Regions from separate parts of the Mus musculus genome. Here region 1 is linked to region 2. Evidence: chromatin loops called from intact Hi-C (ENCODE). Cell type or tissue: gastrocnemius. All regions are shown on one strand.

Region 1 (2,500 bases), 110 kb before region 2:
AGGACTCGCACGTAACAGCGGCCCGGGGACGTCAACGCCGTTTTCCCCCTCAGGCTCCTGGACCTGCCCTGGGAAGACGTGCTGCTCCCGCACGTCCTGAACTGGGTCCCGCTGCGCCAGCTGCTCCGGCTGCAGCGCGTCAGTCGCGCCTTCCGGGCGCTCGTTCAGCTGCACTTGGCGAGGCTGCGCCGCTTCGACGCCGCTCAGGTGAGCCGGGGCCCGGAGCCACGCCCACGCCACGCCCCCGCGTGGGTACCACCGTCGCCCCGCCTCCAGGCCAGCCCCTGCTGCGCGGTAAACCCTTCCCGACCCCGGGTGAGACGTGGAGAATTCCAGAGGGCAGCGGCTCGGAGGGAGCTCGGTGTCCCTTCTGGGAGGGCAGGGGGCAAAGTCCCGAAGTTAGGCGGCTGCCAGGCAGTGGCCCGCCCCGGGGACAGACTTGAGTCTCCGTGTCTCCCGCCCGTAGGTGGGTCCACAGATTCCACGGGCGGCACTAGCCCGGCTACTGCGGGATGCTGAGGGGCTGCAGGAGCTGGCGCTGGCTCCGTGTCACGAATGGCTGTCGGACGAGGACCTGGTGCCGGTGCTGGCACGGAATCCACAGCTCCGGAGCGTAGCGCTGGCCGGCTGCGGCCAACTGAGTCGCCGAGCCCTGGGGGCGCTGGCTGAGGGCTGCCCGCGTCTGCAGCGCCTTTCCCTCGCTCACTGTGACTGGGTGGACGGGCTGGCACTGCGTGGCCTCGCTGACCGCTGCCCGGCTCTGGAGGAGCTAGACCTCACCGCCTGTCGTCAACTCAAGGACGAGGCCATCGTGTACCTGGCGCAGAGACGCGGCGCGGGCCTCCGCAGCCTCTCATTAGCAGTCAACGCCAATGTTGGGGACACTGCGGTTCAAGAGTTGGCTCGAAACTGCCCGCAGCTCGAGCACCTAGACCTCACCGGCTGCCTTCGGGTCGGAAGCGACGGTGTCAGGTGCCTGGGCATGGGGGCGGTACTGTAGGAAGTGGGCAGTCACTTTGGGGATAGGGAGGTGGGTTGTACTTGTCAAAGACCCATTAGAAAGACCTCTGGCATTTTTTAGGCTAGAAAGTGTACAATTAAAAACAAAACAAAACCAAAAACCAAAACCAAAACAACCCCCCCAAAAAAAAAACAAAAACAAAAAATAAACAGACTTGGGAGCCAAGATTGACACACTGAGAAATGTCACATAAAGTTGATTTCTGGCATTTCTGCAACAAGGTGGGTAATCTAGAAACACTGGAAGGAACTATGGATTGGTACTCTCTAAGAACCAGAAACCCCAAATGAGCCTGGAGTCTGTAATTCCTTCCTGGCCCCTTCCTTTAGGTACAGTAAAAAAGAGCAGACCCTGAGCTGGAGGGAAAGCTAGAACTTGCTGGAGCCAGCTGCGGGTTTAGAGGGCTGGCCCTCCAGACCGTGAGATTCAGCACCTAGCATCACCATACTCCTCCCTCAGGACACTGGCCGAGTACTGCCCGGCGCTGCGCTCTCTGCGGGTGCGGCACTGCCACCATGTGGCTGAACCGAGCCTGAGCCGCTTGCGGAAGCGTGGTGTGGACATCGACGTGGAACCACCCCTGCACCAGGCTCTGGTGCTACTCCAGGACATGGCAGGCTTCGCACCCTTTGTCAACCTACAGGTCTGACTAACTTTCCTTGGGGTGGGAGCACAGCTGGACTGTGTAGCCCGGGCTTGACCCTGAGCCATAGGGAAACTGAACTGTGGGGGCCTGTGGTTGACAGGCCTGTGAAATCCCCTGTCCCACCCTGGAATTTCAAATAAAGAGCTTTTTACCCCTTCTTGCGTGGTGCATAGGGGACGGGAAGCTGGGAACTAGTCAGAGAGACAGGTTTTTTCCCTGCCCTGGGGGCAGAAATGAGCAGAATGAGCATATACCTTCCTTGGACCACTTTTACTGTGCTCTTGAAGGAAGCCCCAAGAATAGAACACTAGAGCAAGGGCCTCCAGAAGGGACAGGGTGGATGGGAGGGTGTCTGCATCCCTCTGGGATCAGCAGTGCTCGGCAGGATCCAGCACTGTCTCAGTGGAAGCGGTACTTTCTGGCCGGCTTGAGGTTGATGTATGTGGCCTTCATCTCCTCGGCCTCAGGGTTCCGGACATCTTTGAATCGCTCTCCCTTGGTGCTCACTACTTGGTTGTCGATGTATCGGATCAGCTTCTTGGGGGCCTGTCAGGCAATCAAGCAATGAATGACGAAAACCAGGGCTTGGCACAGCTCATTCCACACCCCCCAGCTGCAGACCCCCTCTTACCTCCTTGGGAGCCATAGGTCGGTGAGTCTTCTGGTCCTCCGCCCTGTCCACCATCATGTACCTGCCAAACGGACTGGGTGAAGCTCCGGCCACCTGGAAGACCCTCCAAGGCCCTGCCCAGCCCAGACTTACTTCTGAAGGATGAAAGACTTCAAGTCATCCTTTTGGGGGCCTCTGAGACGCCTGGGCAAGTCCTGCAGAG
Region 2 (2,500 bases):
AGCCCCAAAGAACATTATCTTTCCCTCCAACTCTAAGCACCTTACTTCTAAGGACTGATGGGGACGCAGCCTTACTTTTTCCTCCTAGGAGACCAGTGTGACTGTACTATTACATAGGATGCGGGCAGCCCATCATGTCATAGGGTTAGGATGAATTAGAAACCCTTGGAGAATGTATTCACTTTTCTTCAATGTTTCAACGGCAGGGCTAATTATTTTTTCAAACAATAGCTGTTTCCTGAAACCCATTTCCCTAGATTTTACTAATCTATTATATCCTGGCCAGTCAGGCTTCAGAACACTGTGACTAAAGCTGGACTCTGGGTAGGTGGGATGGGAAATGGGTAGGTAGATGGGAAAGGCCAATGTGAGGTGCTTATGAGAGTTTCTACACTCATTCAGCACTCGGCTTGCAAGTATGTACACATGCTTACATACATACACACAAACATGTATGCACAAACACGTGAAGTACACACACACACACACAGTAGTCACTGAGGAATGTTCACGTGGATTCATGAGCCCTTTCAACTAGGGCAGGACACTGCTGGGGTACTGGCTTTCTTTCGGCATTGAGAGAGGGCTGAGCTCTGCTAGCTGACAATGGTCTTTCATGTAACCTGCGGGCTCACAGGAAGGAAGGAAGGGATTAAAAAGCCATTTCCCAGCCCCTACTAGGAATGGCCTTTTACAGACCAGGCCTGACCCCAGGGATTCCCAGTCCCTCTTGGTGAGGAGACTTAGGGAACCTGAGAGGGAGTGAGCGCCTCTAGCCCCTGGCCGGACAGCTGGGCCTCCAACCATGGCTTTATTAGCATTTGAAAAACGGCTCTGAAGGGCCAGAGCTTCCTGGGGCAGCTCTGGGCCTAGCGCTGAGACCTGTGGTGGCTTCCCACAGAATAGGGCCAAGAGTGCAGGGCATAAAGACCAGGCTGGAGTCAAGAATGAGTCCTTTGTGGCTTTGTCCTTAGCTTGAACACTGTGACCAAAACCTCTTTCATTGTTAAGAAAGACTGGGTTTTGGCCACTACAGGCCATACTGTTCTCTGGAAAGTTCTGTTAGTGTGTCCTGCTCTCTAAACATTGATTGCAGAGTGGGGCTTGCTGTTGTCTTCTCTTAATTCAGCAATGCTTTCTGCAGTCTTGGCCACACACTTGCTCAGAGGAGGGTGTGTCTAGACTCTGACTCTAGAGCAGCAGCAACCTGAGACTCTGCTGGGTCTCTACTTCCTAACTAAGGCTGAACACAGTGCTATGTGATCAAGATGTTTAAGCAGTCTGGGTTTGCAACCACTTGTTTTTAAATCGGAGTCAGCAATAGTTGATGAAAGCCCTAGCTTTAAACTTTTCCAACCTGGTCCAGTCTAAAGCCTTGCCAGGTCTGTAGTGGTTCCTACAGCTAAGACAGCTGAGCCCTGGGACAAGCCTGTAGGGTCCAGCCATCTGTTTCGTAAATCAGGAGCAACGGTGCCACCTACTGGACTCTTCCTATTACTACAGGCTCAGTGACTGCCCCGTTTTCTGGCAAGTACACATTGACTGATGGGGAGTATCTGTGGTATTTCAGCACGTGGCAGTGGAATACTGTGCAGACCAGGAACCCAGCTTAGTGGTCGCTGGGGATTGAACTCAGAACCTCTGGAAGAGCAGTCAGTGCTCTTAATCACTGAACCATCTCCTCAGCCCTTTGTTTGTTTGTTTAAATACATTTGTTGGGGTGGGAATGTTTGGTAGAATCCATGCCTAATGTGTATGCCCTGTGCTCCATCCCCAGCACTGAAGAAAAAGTAGATTGTAGTAAAATTAGATTTGTTTAGGGGCTGAAGAGCAGGCTTAGCCGTTATAAGCACTTGCTGCGCTTGCAGAAGTTCGCTGTGTGGTTTCCAGCACCAATATGGCGCTTACAACTATAACCCCAGTTCCGAGGATCTAGGCATCCTCTTCTGTCCTTCTAGGGCACTGAATACATGTGGCACAAATACAGTCATGCAAACAAAAAGTCAGATCAAACATTGAAACTTTTTTAAAGCTTGTTTGAGTAAAAAGTGTGTCATGGGAAAAAATAGATGATATTGATACGTGACACAGATTAGGCAGAGTTCTTGGTGGCACTGGCGAGTGTGGGGACGTGTCCATTCTCACTGATGTGCCACATGATTGGCAGTCTCGAGCACCCTTTCTGCAAGTGTGGGTAATAAAATGCTGTCCCAGCAGGATGAGCTGTTTCCATGGCTGCCTGCTGAGCCAGGGAGAGTAAGGCAAGCGTGCTGCCTCTACTTCCCCCTCATCATCCCCTCCTCTTCTACCTCCTCCTCTTCCTCTCTCTCCTCCTCCTCTTCCTCCTCTTTTTCACAATAGCTTTTGATGACTTGCATAATATATAATTCATAGTTGGAAACCATTACTTCAGTGAACCCAGAATGTTTTCAAGATCTCCCAAAGAAACACACATGCAGACCTTTTCCATCTCCTCCAGCTGGTCCAAGTACTCTGTAGC

What was found. Peaks named below come from ENCODE experiments on the same cell type or tissue, not always from the same donor. Only the 100,000 strongest peaks of a DNase experiment are listed, where the experiment ranks them.
Region 1: it touches region 2 in a loop (2.7-fold over the local background); 13 of 42 quality-filtered maps call a loop at or near these places.

The regions. Positions count from the first base shown.
Region 1 is chr19:46,328,622-46,331,121 of GRCm38, forward strand. Fbxl15 (F-box and leucine-rich repeat protein 15) reads left to right here. Exons shown (of 4, transcript NM_133694.2): 2 at 54-207; 3 at 467-972; 4 at 1,481-1,825. The coding sequence ends at 1,670. It overlaps Cuedc2 (CUE domain containing 2), which reads right to left. Exons shown (of 9, transcript NM_001164291.1): 7 at 2,431-2,492; 8 at 2,299-2,359; 9 at 1,191-2,213. The coding sequence ends at 2,067. Among named protein-coding and RNA genes, the nearest start is that of Fbxl15, 1.7 kb to the left of the region's middle. In gastrocnemius, CTCF peaks have their summits at 67, 302 and 1,544 (motif pointing left); DNase peaks (open chromatin) are centred at 182, 1,539, 2,071 and 2,298; H3K4me3 peaks cover 1,468 bases; H3K27ac peaks cover 1,159 bases.
Region 2 is chr19:46,442,958-46,445,457 of GRCm38, forward strand. All of the region lies in intron 3 of Sufu (SUFU negative regulator of hedgehog signaling), which reads left to right. Among named protein-coding and RNA genes, the nearest start is that of Sufu, 47 kb to the left of the region's middle. In gastrocnemius, a CTCF peak has its summit at 1,494 (motif pointing left); a DNase peak (open chromatin) is centred at 1,476; H3K27ac peaks cover 1,094 bases.